Regions from separate parts of the Mus musculus genome. Here regions 1 and 3 are each linked to region 2. Evidence: chromatin loops called from intact Hi-C (ENCODE). Cell type or tissue: gastrocnemius. All regions are shown on one strand.

Region 1 (5,000 bases), 87 kb before region 2:
TTTTATTTTTATTTTTATTTTTATTTTTATTTTTATTTTTTGGTTTTTGGTTTTTCGAGACAGGGTTTCTCTGTATAGCCCTGGCTGTCCTGGAACTCACTTTGTAGACCAGAACTCAGAAATCCTCCTGCCTCTGCCTCCCCGAGTGCTGGGATTAAAGGCGTGCGCCATCACAGCCCGGCTGCAATCAGTGCTCTTAACCACTGAGCCATCTCTCCAGCCCAGGGTAACATATGTTTTTAATTATATTTCTTGAGCAAGAGAAACAAATGGCCCAGAGTCTGCTTGGGAATCAGAGGACAACTTGCTGACGTCAGTTCTCTACTTCCACTGTGTGGATTCCAGGGATTGAATTTAGGTCATCAGGCATGGCAGCAAACACCTTTACCTACTCACCAGCCCTCCTGAGATCATCTCTGCTCCTGAGACAACCCCAGGATAGAACCACATACACACTCGGGCCACTCCCCATAGAAACCTTACCCTGCTCCTGCCCAGACAGCTGCCACGGTCCCTGAGGAGGCAGCCTGCTTTGTTTGAATTCCGTCTTCCTCCTCCCCATAAATCAGTTAAGGATCTGCGAAGACTGGCACCAGCTTCATGGCCAGGAATGCTTGAGTCCAAGTATGGGAGCAGGGGTCTGGCTTAGTGTCCCTGCAGGCTCTGGATTCTCTCAACTCCCAAGTCGTCCAGGCACTGAGCTCCTCCCATTCAGCAAAGAGCCTGCTGCACCTCCTTCTGAGCCTGGTCTCTTTGGTTCTCTCTGAGCTCTAGGACCCCAACCGAGGTGGTAAATGTCCAAGGTCAATGTGGTAGTTTCATCCTTCTGTAGGGGCAGAGACCTCCCTGCTTTCAGTACTAGATCCTTGAATCCACCTCCTCCCCTCAGCCCTTCTGCAGAAGCCCGTGGGGATCCAGGTGACCTTCTGGGGTTGGGAGCTGGAGCCTTAGGACAGTGCACAAAGCAGGCCTGCCTCTCCTACTGCTGCATGGCTCTGCCCTAGTTCTGAAGCTCCTCTGCCCTAACTGATGAAAAGGAAGGGAGCCCTCTGCTTTCCAACTGCTGCCCAGTCCTCACAGCTCCCTCTCCTTATGTAAGTACACTGTATGCAAGTACGCTGTAGCTGTCTTCAGACACACCCAAAGAGGGTGTCAGATTCATTACAGATGCTTGTGAGCCACCATGTGGTTGCTAGGATTTGAACTCAGGACGTTCAGAAGAGCAGTCAGTACTCTTAACCGCTGAGCTATCACTCTAGCCCCCCTCCTTTTCTTTCCTTTTCTTTTCTTCCTTCCTTCCTTTCTTTTCTTTTTTGTTGGTTTCTCTGAGTCCTAGCCATCTTGGAACAGTCTCTGGAGACCAGGCTGGCCTCATACTCACAGAGACCTGCCTGCCTTTGCTGGGATTAAAGCCATTCATACCCTCCCATCTCCTCACTTTCCTCTCGTTTGTGAAGGTCCCTCGATAAGTGGCCCATGACCTTTCACAGGCAGAGTTGTAATGGCAGCGAGAATCCTTTCGCCTTGGTAGGGATGGCTCTGTCCAAAGCCACATTAAGGTCCCTCTTAGACTGGTAGGGAAGGGCTGGCCCTCCTGTGAGCAATGCAGGAGTATGGGACTTAAGGACTTAACTGGGTCTATCATGTCCCCCAAGCCCACCTTCTGCTTGGACCAAAAGGCCGGGCAAAGCCAAGAACCTGCTAAAACACCAGCTTCCTCCTTAAAAGGGTAAGGACAAGGGATGGAAGGGGCTGTGCACACACGCAAGACACTGATACACATTTCCTGAGCATAGCAGATTTTGTCAGAGGCTTCCAGGTCACAGGGTCAAACCCCTAGTGGCACTTCACAGCCTTCTCTTTCTTGGAAAGCCAGAATGACTCTGGCATTTGACATGCACTGAGTGACCAATTTCAAAGTTCCTGTTAAGACAAAACCTGTCTTGCATCAATACTCCCTGACCCCCACAGGCCTTGGGGCCTTCTGGCCTATGCCCTTTCTGGTTCCTTAACAGTCAAAGTGCATGGCTAAGAATCCAGCCTGAGTGGATGAAGGCTAGGTGGGGGTGGTGGCTGCAGAGGTAGGGATTTTAGAGCCAGGGTAATATGTCCTGAAAAGGGATGTGTCTCTATTGTTCCCCCACCCTGCCCCTCCCCTGAATGTGGGCATGGATCCATTGACTCTGGACCAAGCTGGAGTTGGTGGTAGGATGTAAAAGGGGGGGGGCTTAATGCTCACCTCTCACACCTGTGTCCTTGTTCTTTGAGCATTTGGATGGGGACAGGGTGGGAGCATTGAGGCTCCCATAGGAGATGGCTCTGGATGAGCCTAAACCAGTATCCTACCTCAAACACTCCTTTAAGAGGGCGATTGAGCTGGGTGATGGTGGACAACTTTAATCCCAGCACTCGGGAGGCAGAGGCAGGTGGATTTCTAAGCTCAAGGCCAGTCTGGTCTACAGAGTGAGTTCCAGGAGAGCTGAGGCTGCACAGAGAAACCCTGTCTCAGAAAAGGGGTGGGGGAGAGAGAGAAGGAAGACGAAGAAAGGAAGAGGAAGAAGGAGAGGAGGGGGAGGAGGAGAGTGACCATGCTGTGCTGGACAGGGCTCCAGGACACCTTTTTCTGGGGACATATACATGGCACAGACCTACTAGCTCCAGATGAGACAAAAACAAACAAACACAGGTGAGTTAGGGAATCTATCTCGAACTCCACAGAGCAGGTAGTATGAAGCATAGAAAGGGAGCCAGAGATTGGGATCCCATCAGGTAACCAAAAGTGGCCCTGGGGAAACCCCTCACGGGCTGCAAAAGCATGAGCAATAAGGTTCAGAAGGGAGTCATCTTTAGTAATGGGACGTACAGAGTCAGGGTTCAGGGTAAGACCCCAGAGGCTGCTTCCAGGACCCTCTTCCGAGACTCATGTTAAAGCCTGCTCACCCACGGCAAGGGAAGAACAGCTGCCAGGCCTAAACCCAGAACCCCAGTGCAGCCCAGATAAGCTCCACCCACATGCAATTGTCCCTCTGCCCACTTGGGGGCAGGCCTGGCCAAGGGGAGGGGACATAGGGAGCCACACATCCAAAGGAGGGAGGGCAGGTGGGCCAGATGAAGAGGAAGAGCCATTTTGTAGACAATACATTGAATAAAACCATTACTCAGTCTAGGCAGTGGCACCCTCATATCTCTCTCAAATAGCGACTTTTTGGGGACAGGCAGCCCCATGTTCTTCCACAGCTAAATCTCTTCCCAACTTCTCTCCAATACTGTGTCCCCATTCCCACTGGTCAAGCAAAGGTCAGGAAAGCTGGGTTTGAATTGACTTTATTATTCTGTAAATGTGAACTTTACAAAGCGCCTTACAGTTAACGAGAACATCCTTTTGTCATGGATTTCCACTTCTGAAACAGCTCTGAGCACAGGCTCAAAGCTCTAGGGTTTCCCTGGTCGGCTTGCGGACATAGCTGTGTTTGTTTGTTTTATTTTTTGTTGTTGTTATAGATACAATGTTTTCAGCCATGGCTACAAAGTAACAGTCTTGTCACTACGGGGGTCACAGCACAGAGAGAGGAGGATGCTGGAGGGACAAAACAAAAGGAAACCAAAAGAAACCAAAAACCAAAGCCTCCTCCTCCCTAAAAAGAAAGCCAAGATGTGGTGTCTGCTCTAGCTCAGTGGTTCTGTGAAGGCCTCCTTAGAGGTAGGGGAGCACTGACTTTATTAACTTAATTCCTAACAGTCATGAATTATGATGCTACTTTAACCCCTGGACAGTGCCTTCAAAACAACCCCCTTCCTCCGGTCCTGTTCTCCAAACATCCCCCTGAAGGGATTAATGTTCTTCTTGCACCCAGAGACACCCAAAATGTTCAAGTCAAAAATATTTATACATTTTATACCGAGTTATCTTTTTGTCTGCTAAAAATAGTATTGCAAATTTTGGCTTCCTTTGACATAAAAATCACAATCGAGCTTGCAGTGAGGGGACCAATGGGACACAAGCAGAGGCTATTCAATCAGAAGGTTTTAGATCCTGCATCCTTTTCCTTTCTAGGAAAACAAAACAAACAAAGCAAACACCTTTGCCACTTTTGAAACACTTTGTACTGAGCCCTTCTTCTAGCAGCATAGGCTGAGCTGCCTGACATGCAGAACCACCCAGCAGCAGCACCTTTCCACGAAGTGAAGTGCGTAAAGCTGACAGATCATGTGCTTGTCGCCATTCCCATCTGGGATCTGCGGCAAGCAGGTTCTAACAGGGTCTTTCGAGTTTTCAGCTGGTTGATAGGCCACCTGCTCTTCCCCAAGTCAGCTAAGAATCACCATCTTTAGGGAACCCAAGCAGAGGACAGTGGGGCAGAGCACAACATGCACTGGGCTTGGGAAGGTCCTGCTGTTGAAGCAGGTAGCAGCAGGCACCCCACAGTCCCTTGGAGGGGACTGGCCCTGTCAGCTTGCCAGCTCTCACAGCCCCTTTCTGCCTTCCTTTAGGTTCTAAACAAACACCACACATCTAGTTTTCTTCGAGGCCCACACCTGCAGTCACACCACAAAGGACCCCTCAGAGTCTCTCCTCAATTGCCTTTCATACATCACTGGCTGCATCTACATCCAAGGGCAAAGTAAGACACCAAATCAGATGTTAGCTGAAGCAACTGGTATAGAAAACAATACAGAATTCAAGTACTGAGACAGCCGGGCAGACAGGCAGCACCTCCAAGCTCACACTATCAGCCCTGTCTCTGGTCCCTTGCCCCAGACCTGCTGTATTCGTCCCAGCTGCCTCAGGGACTATTGTCTGCTCTGGGAGGACATAAGACTCATGGCTGGATCCAGCTCTGTCCCAGTAGCTCCAACCCTATCCAGTCCCGACTGTCGTCCTGGCAAAGATGCTGATGTAGCAATAGTTTCTACAATAGACTCTACATAGTATGTGCATATTGCTAGTAGTCAAGCTAGGAACAGAGGTGTAGACATCTGACAAATGCTGAGAGGCTCTC
Region 2 (5,000 bases):
TAGGTCCTGAGCAAATGGCCGCCAGCGCAGCTGCGGCCGAGGCGCAGTGGGAGGAAACCTGTCCCGAGCCGGGGAGGCTTAGCTATGTTTTACCCAGCTAGACAGGGCAATGGCCTCATTCAGGCGTGTCACTGGACACCGCACAGGAGGGGGATGCGGTCTGCAGCAGGTGTACTCGGGTGGAGGTGCATGCCATGGCGCGGCCCGGCGCGGGGCACGCGTCTCTGAGCACGGGACCCTAGAGCAGGACATCCAGCTCTCCAAGGCCCGCTAACTCGGCGCGTGGAGATACGACCCTCACTAGCCATAGGCTACGCGCGACCCCGGCCCTCAGCCCGCGTTTTCTGCGGGCGCCACTTCCGGTGTCGGGGCGCCGTTGCCGTGGAGACGGCCCTTAGGTCCGTGGCCGGTCCCCGCCCGTCCTCGGCGGCTCACCCGGTGCCCTCTCCGTGGCGGTGCCGGTGTCCGGAACCATGCGGCGGGCCGACGGTGCTGGGGACCGGGCCTGCGGCTGAGCTTGTGCCCCGGGGGTGCGACGCCAAGGCGGGCACATGCCGCCGAGGACGGGGTCGCTTCGCGCGGCCCTTCAGTTGCCCCCGGCTGGCTCTGGCCCGGAGGGGAGGGCGCTCCCGGGCCGGGCCCGAGGCGTTTGTCCCAGCGTGGGAGCCGTAGTGTTGTCCCTCGGCGGCCACCGTAGCACGGTCTTCACGCCCCCTCCGCCCGCGACGACACGGTGAAGCCTCGCAGCGCCCACCGCGGGCCCGCGCGGAGCATCCAGGAATTCCTCATTATCCGAGGACGCGCACTAGCGTGCGCGCGCCGTGAGCCGACCGTGACGTCATTGGCCCGCGGCCTCAGCCGGAGCGTGAGTTTAGCTCTCCCGCGCAGGCGCAGATGGGAGAACTAAGGGCGAGGAGGCTGGTCCTCTCCGTGTCAGTGCGCGTGCGCGAGTGTGGGAGGGGCTTTCTCGCTGTGGTGTGAGCTTGTCTCCTTTCTGGTGGTGCGGTGGAGTTTTTCCTGTGTCCCAACGCGCGCCGCTGGCACCCAGAGAGCAGTGACGGTTGCAGATGAAGCGATCTCGTGCTTTAGGGGTACTCGCTGTAGAGCACAAGGATCCTGGAAGCGCCAAAAGAAAGAGTTAAGCTGGTGTGTCACCGGTCTAAATGACCTTGCCAGGTTCCTGCAAGCAGGTGTGGTAGGTTTCAGTTAAAAGTTGATGTGTGCGTTTGTTGCTAGGATGTGGAGAGAAGGTTGGGTCAGGCCATCATCCCATGACGGACCGGAAAGTAGCCTTACAGGGTTATCCTACATTGACCCTCCTGCTTACCCAGGCGTCAAATGCAGGCTCCCAGGGAAGAGAAACAGACCCTTTGCAGGAAAGGGGAACCTAGGGCTGGCTGCAAGGCACCTTTGCACTTCACAGGGAACACTTGGAGGCCCCAGCCCACGCAAGACCAAGAGCAGCTACAGGCAGTGGCATGTGCACATCCTGCCAGTACAGCCCACAAATGAATGAATAGATGTAAAAATAAGTGAATGTGCCATATGTCATTATACTCTCTTTTAATCACAGCACTCCAGAGGCAGGCGGATCTCTGTAAGTTCTATGCCAGCCAGGTCTTCTTGGTGAGAGTATGTCAAACACATCTTGGGTCAGTGAGATGGCTTGTGGGTAAAGGCACTTGCCACCAAATTAACAATCCTTGGTACCCACATAACAAAGGTGAAAATTGATGCCCTCCTGTTGCCCTCTGACTTACACACACACACACACACACACACACACACACACACACCATGCACACAGAAGTAATGCTTACAATAAGTCTAAGTCAACTGGAGCCCCTGGACTATGTGACCCTGTCTCGAAACAATAAGAAGCATTTCCTCCCCTGGCCTGAGTTTCTGTCACCCTGGAGTGATGATCTTCTGTTTTCTTGATCGTCCCCTCCTTTAGCTCCCCCCTTGGTTCTGTCCCTACTAGAGATGTCCAGTTTCTCTACTTTTTCTGTCCCTCTGTCCCTTTCCACTTGTTCAGCCCTGTTGCTCCTGTAAGAGCCCTCAGAGTCCTCTACACCTCTGACTTTGAGGCTCTCTCCCTCTGAGGTTGGGCAGGTAGCTGCTGCTGACAGCTCTTGGCCTCTAATGTTGGACCACTGGACGGAGACTGAAAGCACCCTGAACGTCTCACTAAAGGATGCTTCTTGTGACCTCTACTCTCTTGCTTTCTGCTAGTTCTTGGAAGTGTTGGGTACCACCACCCACGAACTGATTCCAGAATGATCCAGACCACAGCAGGGTCATCCCCAAGGATAGGATCCAATCTCAGTTGTTCTGTTTGCTATAGGACAGTCCCGCCATAGAAAGTCTACCTGAAGTCTGTCTGTCAGCTTCCACCCTGCTATCTGCTCTGGGCTTCTCAGTGGGCAAGCACTGGACAGTGGCCTGGCGCCACCTGCTGGGACTGTGCACGGCATGTCCCAGACTTTTTTTAAATTTTTATTTTATTTTATTTTATTTATTTATTTTGGTTTTTCAAGACAGGGTTTCTCTGTGTAGCCTTGGCTGTCCTGGAACTCACTTTGTAGACCAGGCTGGCCTTGAACTCAGAAATCTGCCTGCCTCTGCCTCCCGAGTGCTGGGACCACCACACCTGGCCCCAGACTCTTAAAGACCTACAGAAATGAGAGGAAGGTATAGTCCAAACCCAGGCACGGGGCCCATGGGACTGAGGCCATCTCATTTGTGTCTGTGGCTGCCTTGGTGCCATCTTTACAGAACAGTCAGAGCCGGGTAGCATCAGGACCCAGTGGCCTTCGTGCTGTCCGCACTGCCTGAGAGTGGGTGCAACCCTCACTTGAAATGATGCTTTCCTGCCAGGCAGTGGTGGCGCACGCCTTTAATTCCAGCACTTGGGAGGCAGAGGCAGGCGGATTTCTGAGTTCGAGGCCAGCCTGGGCTACACACAAAGAAAGAAAGAAAGAAAGAAAGAAAGAAAGAAAGAAAGAAAGAAAGAAAGGAAGGAAGGAAGGAAGGAAGGAAGGAAGGCTGTTTTCTTCACTTTGAGCTTCTCTCCTCTGTGCTGAGTGAGGAAACAGGCCATTTGAATCCATATAAAGCACTTCAAGGACACCAGCTCAGCCTCCCTTTCACTGACAAGGTGAGAGATTTTTCTTAAGTTTACTTGCTATGTGGCATGTGGTCCTTCCACATCATCTTCACCTCAGATGCCAGCTCTTGCACCATGCTGTATGTAGCAGGTGTCACTTGTCAACTCTGCACACTCTAGCCACTGTTTGCTGGAGGCTTAGTCCTTCCTGGTCCTTGGTGACTGAATTTCAACCTGAGACAGTGATAGTTCTTGATAAAATCCCCTGGTCTCTTGTATCCCTGACACAATTACTTCTTTACCCCAGGATTCCAAGATGGGTGCCCTTCTTGGGCTGTCGTCATGGTAGAAATGACAGATGTTTGCCAGGAGGTGGTGGTGCACACCTTTAATCTCAGCACTCTGGAGGCAGGGGCAGGTGGATCTTGGAGTTCGAGGCTAGCCTGGTCTACAGGATGAGTTCTAGGATAGCCAGAGTTACATAAACACTGTCTTGAAACAACAAAAACAACAACAACAACAAAAAGAAATGGTGCTGAGTAGGCTGCCTGCTCTGTGTCCCAGCCACCGCTTCCAGCTAGGATTAAAGACTCAGCCTCCCTGGTCTCAGTCCCCTTGTCTGTAAAGTGAGGAAGCAGTGCATAGGCCCTCACAGAAAGTTGTGGACCTAGCTTTGTTGGTCCAGTAAAGCTGGCAGAAGATGGCCTGGCCCACAGCAAGGCACTTCTCTTCCTGCTGCTCCAGAAGCAGCATTCAGGTAGCCCTGTATGGTCCCTTCTGTGAGGACAACACTTCATATTGCCCAGAGCTCACTGAGTGACTTAGGAGGCCAGGTCACAGAGCTCACTGTGGTACCCTCCCTGCCCTCACGGACTTCTCCCAGGAACTGGAGGGATGGCATAACAGCTGACAGTTGCCACCTTGAGCCCTGTAGGGAGAAACTGAAGGCCTCTGGCCAGCAGCCAATGCCAGCTTGCTGTCTGCAGTGAGATGATGACCCAGAAACACTGCCAACCTGAAAACACTGCAAGTCCCTTCACCAGCAGACAGCTCAAGCATCCTTTCTGCAACCTGCAGAAGTTCCTGGCTTGTAGAACCGAGAGGGAGAGAAGACCCTTGAGTTGAATTATGTTCTGCACACCTGTATGTTGACGTCCTAACCCTAAGGGTGTCAGCATGTAACTATTCGGAGACTTGAGGCCTTGAAAGAGGTCAGTACTGTAAAGTGGAGTCTCTATGGTGATAGGTCCTAATCCAAGATGACTGGAGATCATGATACAGACAAACATGCAGAGGAACACACACATGCATGTGTGCACACACAGGAGGGATGCCCAGATGCCGTGAAGGCTGGGATGGGAGGCAATGGATACCTGTTGGGTAAACTGCCTCTCTCTAGGCGTTTGTTACAGCAGGAGGTGTAGATTAGTCCATTCCCCACCCCTCCTCCTCTTTTTTATTTATTTTTTATTTTGGTGGTGCTAAGGGTTCAGCCAGGATTAAGCATACTAGGCTATGTTGTATTTCAGTGAAGTCCACCACTTTCCATGTGATGTCACTGACCTCAGGCAAGGATCGTCCTGAGCTTATAGGCCACACAGGCCAATACAGTCCACAAGACACACAGGCCACCCTTGTTTCCCCGGGTTAAGGGAGGGCATGTGGTCCCAACACCCTCTGTCCCTCATCATTCAAAGTCCTCCCACACTGTCTGAGCCACTGCCCTGTGCCTTAGTCATCCTGTGAGTTATTGCTTCTGCCTGCCCAGAGTCTTAAGTGAGAGGCTTCTGGGCTGCCTCTGCTTTCTGCTCCGCTCTGGTGTAAACATGCACGGGACAAGCTCATTCCTGTCTGTGGCTGTTTGGTGCCATTCTAACAGCATTCAGGGCTG
Region 3 (5,000 bases), 120 kb before region 2:
TGCCACTGCCCGTGTCGCCGTAGCCGCCCGGAGCGCGCGGTCGCAGCCGCGCCGGAAGTGCGTAATGAGCGCCCGTGGGTATGCCGGGAAATGTGGTTTTTTTTTGGCAGGCATTCTGCTGTTGCCCACCCCACCCCCCGCACCCCCCGCCCGCACCGCGCCGGAAATAGGTAAAGTGCACCAAGGCACGCCGGGAGTTGTCGTTCCCAGGCAGGCTCACGGCCCCCTTACCAAAAATTAATGTGTGAGGTGGGTCAGATGCATACCGGGAGTTGTAGTTCTCCATATACCTCATTCCTTCAGCACCTCCCAGCCTTGTTACCTGATTTGCTGGTCTGTTGGAATTGAAAAGGGCTCCGGAGTCAAGTACACAAGATAATACGTCTGGGTCAGGGCACTAGAAATGTGTCACAGTTGTAAGTGCTTGTATGCCATGCACAAAGCCCTGGGTTTGCTCCTCGGCGCAGCATACGCCTGGCACAGGTTTATAATCCTGAACGTTTAGGCAGAACCAGAAGGTCAAACAGGTCATCCTTGACTACATAATGAGTTCAGAACCACTCTGGAATACAAGCCTGCATAAAACACATACAAATGCGCGTGCGTACACACACACACACACACACACACACACACACACACACACACACACACGCATGCGCGCACACACTCACACATACGGGATGGGGGGCCCTGGCTCGGTGGTTAGGATTACTTTCTACTCTTGCTGAGGATCCTGTGTTTCTCAGAACCCACAATGGTGCTTCAGAATTATCTTGAAGATCAGACACACTGTTGATACATATATGTAAGCACAATACTTACAAAATAAATCTTTTTAAGCTAAAAAAAAACAAATAAAAAATAAATAATATCATAATTATTAGTGATCCAGGAATGGTGGTGTGGAGGTAGGAGGAACAGTTCAAGTTCATAGTCATCTTTGACAAGATCCATGAGCTCTTGCCACAGATCTGTGTCTTGGCAGATGGTACAGAACTAAGCAATAAGGGTTGTGAGGAGTGGGTCTGAGGCCCCTCCAGCTGGTCTTCAAGTTCCCCAGGCCTCTCCCCAACAAACCCCTTGCTCTTTGTCCAAAGCCTAGGCTACTAAGCCCCAGTCTTCAGAGGCCTAATGTCCTCTTTCTCTTGGAAGCCTGTCATGGTGCCACCTAGGGCATAATAAGAATGTTTGCAAGTATTTCCACATAGCCCATTCAGCATCCTACCACTGGATATACTGAAAGAAGTACCCAGAGGGACACGGGACAAGTCCCTTCCATATGCTTGATCTGGCTCTCCAGGATTCCCAAGAGTGAAGTGAGCAGAAGGAATTGTGGAGACAGTGATCTTTGCAATGTGTGTATGAGGTCCCTTTGGAGCTGGAGACAACAGATCCTCTCCTCCAAAACCTCCAGGCTTCTATGTGAACACAGAGATACCCCTCAGAGCACTATGAGGAAGGATAGGCTGCCCAGCCTCCCAGGTCAGCCTTACTACAGAAGCCCGGCAGGCACAGCTCTGTGGGTGCTCATGCAGTATTCAAGGGAGAATGCATCTCCCTCTACTCACCAGCTGGGCTAAGGCAAGGAGCTTGCATGGAGACTCAGCTTCTGCCCATCTGGTGCCATTCTGTACCTTGTCCAGTTTCAGTCTCTGCTTCAGAGAACATGCTGTCCCCTCCCTGCCTGCCTATAGGAAGGCGCGTGCTCGTAGAGTACCTGCTGTTTATGCTGGGGATGCAACGGGGAGGGTTGAGTGAAGTTCCTTGGCTGGCAGATCCTGTTTTCCTGCGATGGGCCAGCCAGACAAGGCTCTGAAGACTCTTTTTTTCTTTTTAAAGATTTATTTATTTATTTATTTATTTATTTTATTTATTTATTATATGTAAGTACACTGTAGCTGTCTTCAGACACTCCAGAAGAGGGCGTCAGATCTCGTTACGGATGGTTTTGAGCCACCATGTGGTTGCTGGGATTTGAACTCAGGACCTTTGGAAGAGCAGTCAGTGCTCTTACCCGCTGAGTCATCTCACCAGCCCGAAGACTCTTAATTAAAGCAACAGAAATTAGTTTTAGCCACCCCAGAGGAAAAAAAGAAATGTACAGAGTGGTCCCTAGGGGCTCTCTCAGAATCTCCACTGGCCAAGAAGACTAGGTAAAAGTCGGAAGTTCATTCAACACAGGGCCCACCTAGGCAAACACAGTACTACCTTCACACTGGATCCCCTAGTCCAGGCCCTACCTCACAAAGCTTGACAAGTAAGATCCAAGCAACCTGTAGCTTGTAACACTACTTACACCCTTAGGGTCACCTTCCTATCTATATGGTTTTCAAGAACAGAACAAGTCAGATGCTCCCAGAGCCAGTCAGCTCTCCATCTCAATTGGTCTGAGTATGACAGGTCCAGGGCCCATCTAGGAACCAGAGAGCCAGTCTTGGCAGATCTGTGGCAAGATGGCTGCCACACCAGGTACTGGTTCCACTCCAGCACCAAGAGTTCACAGGAGGAGGTGGCTGACAGGAACATGGCCCTCCTTCCCATGGCCTCCTACCCTCTGCCCTGGCAAGCACCCTGGGGAAACATGCCCTGTGTAGTGTCATGTACATGTTATGTTGTAATGTAGTACATGTTGTGTTGGCATTAGCTATGGTAGACAAGGTGGGAAGGCTCTCCCTGCAAAAAGGGCATCAGCTCTGATACAAATGCTTCTGCTAGTCATGAACAGGACAGAGTCCCCACACTGCAAATTTTACCAAAAAAGGGGGATACTGCAATACCTGGAGCAGACCACTAGAAGGCGCGAATAAGCCACTGTCAGCTCAGAGCAGGTATTTGTGAGTTGGCTGGTTGTATGGAATGAATGTGCATACTGTGTAAGCATGTATATGGATGTACATATGTTTGTGTACAGATGTATATGAATGCATTTATATGGGAGTATGCTGGTGTGTGTTTGTGTCTGTAGGAATACCAGTATGTATGGTACTGGTAGGTGGTGAACATAAACGCAGGAGCAGGTGTGCAGGTGAGCAGGTGAGCAGGTGTGCAGGTGTGCAGGTGTGGGTTCGACCTGGAACCCCAAGGCTTGGCAACCTGCAGAATGGGATGTGTAGAGCACTGAGGAGCAGCACCACCAGAGGAGGTTGCTGGGAATGGGCCATGAAGGATAACTGTGTTTTCCAGGCAACAAGTGAAGGAAATAGAAGGGCATGCTTCCATGCTCCCCTGTGGTGCACTGAGGGGATCCAGTTTGAGAAGTGTATCTCTGGTCCAACACTTTACAATAGGAGAGAGGGGAGACAAAGCCAGTACCAGGTCATCTGATTCAGCTTCTAAAGAGCCCCTATCCCCCCACCCCACCCCACCCTCACCCCAAGGCCTTCCTGAGCTGCCTAAACACCAGCCACCATGGCTGACCACGGTTAGAGTGTCCTGGGATAGCTACAGCTCCACAAAGGAGCCTGTGGCTCGAAACAACAGGAATGTTTTCTCACCTGTGCTGGGGATTCGTGATCAGCATCAAGTTCCCATTGGGACTGGCCATCCCAGGCCCCTCCCAGCGGCTCTCTCAGCCCTGGACACCCTTAACCTTGGCTCATATAGCTGGACTATTCCCTGCTGAGTCTTCGTGTTCTCTCCTCTTTCTTTCTTGGTTTTTGTTTGTTTGTTTGTTTTGTTTTGTTGGTTGGTTTTTTGTTTTTTGAGACAGGGTTTCTCTGTGTAGCCCTGGCTGTCCTGGAGCTCACTTTGTAGACCAGGCTGGCCTTGAACTCAGAAATCTGTCCGTCTCTGCCTCCCAAGTGCTGGGATTAAAGGCGTGCACCGCCACCGCCTGGCGTGTTCTCTCCTCTTATAAGGAAACCCGTTATTGAATCAGCACCACCCAAACTAGAACAAGCTCATCTGAGATCTTAAACCAAAGGACCTAAAGACCCCCTCCTTCAAAGCCATATTCTCGGGTTCCAAGTGGGCATGAGTTTGGGGACCTTCAAGTTGCAGCACTAGCGGAGAGGCCGTGGGCACTTACTAGCACAGGACTGTGTTGCTGTCCCCTATCCTCCCTATGCTACCCCATTCTGCACATACAAGCCCCCGCCTCCCAGTGACATTTGGGCTCAATTTTGACCTCTCAGCTCCCCGGGAGGTCAGCCCCAAGGATCCAGTGCCCAAGGTGGACAGAAATGAGGCAGAAAGAACCTCCCACCCCCAAGCCACAGCATCAGGAGTTGTGAAATGTGAGTGATCCCCAAGGTTAATTAATTATTACATTAAAATGCACCCGTTAAGGGGCCGCAAACAGGAAGTATTAATCACCATCTCCTCAGACTGACAGGCGCATTTCCCTAAGTTCTGCTGGCTGCTGACTTAACCAAATGTTAATCTCCCCGCGGCTGCCATTTCCCATGAAGTCACAGCTCATGAATATTCCGACATCTCAATTTGCTTTTTATAAGGACAGACTTATTATTTCATTTTTAAGTTTACTGTCATGAATAGTAATTTGCCAGCTCCCAAAATAATGAGATAGCAGCCATCATTCCAGTCATCTGGGAGCTGGGCTCTGTTTCTTCCTCAAGGGACCAAGGGGACACCAGGACACCTTGCCACTCTATCAGCTTAGGGGAATATCAGTGGTAGAACCAAGAGCAGGCTACCCCTGCCCCAGCACTGGGATACTGTCCACTCTTAGGCTCCTGTGACTGGAGCGAAAGGATGGGAAGCTTGGCCCAGACCAGCACAGGCCCCGAATTCAAGTCCTAGCTTTGGTGTAGGCTAGACCTGTGTAACCTTAACTTCCACAAGCTTTTCTGTCTGGAAGTATGAACTAGGACTGGACACCTAGCTGGACTTTCTGCATCTCCTCTGTGTCTCTGAAACAAAAAGTCAAAACCCAGGGGTCTGGCCTGATGTCAACCTTCCATTTTGCGCTAGTAGAAATGGTGGTGCCTCGGAACTGGATGAAGTGGTAAAGCCTCCTGCAGCCTTTCTGGGAGCAG

Evidence for each region. Hi-C counts contacts between places; a loop is a spot of excess contacts. Peaks named below come from ENCODE experiments on the same cell type or tissue, not always from the same donor. Only the 100,000 strongest peaks of a DNase experiment are listed, where the experiment ranks them.
Region 1: it touches region 2 in a loop (12-fold over the local background); 26 of 42 quality-filtered maps call a loop at or near these places.
Region 3: it touches region 2 in a loop (5-fold over the local background); 34 of 42 quality-filtered maps call a loop at or near these places.

Annotation. Positions count from the first base shown.
Region 1 is chr2:26,052,227-26,057,226 of GRCm38, forward strand. It overlaps Nacc2 (nucleus accumbens associated 2, BEN and BTB (POZ) domain containing), which reads right to left. Exons shown (of 6, transcript NM_001037098.1): 6 at 3,310-5,000. Among named protein-coding and RNA genes, the nearest start is that of Ubac1, 33 kb to the left of the region's middle. In gastrocnemius, a CTCF peak has its summit at 3,046 (motif pointing right); a DNase peak (open chromatin) is centred at 3,037.
Region 2 is chr2:26,139,704-26,144,703 of GRCm38, forward strand. Tmem250-ps (transmembrane protein 250, pseudogene) reads right to left here and starts at 803. Exons shown (of 2, transcript NM_001256521.1): 1 at 436-803. In gastrocnemius, a CTCF peak has its summit at 2,459 (motif pointing left); DNase peaks (open chromatin) are centred at 841, 1,333, 2,434, 2,720 and 1 more place; H3K4me3 peaks cover 1,670 bases; H3K27ac peaks cover 2,453 bases.
Region 3 is chr2:26,021,712-26,026,711 of GRCm38, forward strand. Ubac1 (ubiquitin associated domain containing 1) reads right to left here and starts at 49. Exons shown (of 10, transcript NM_133835.2): 1 at 1-49. In gastrocnemius, a CTCF peak has its summit at 2,779 (motif pointing right); DNase peaks (open chromatin) are centred at 54, 2,540 and 2,757; H3K4me3 peaks cover 587 bases; H3K27ac peaks cover 604 bases.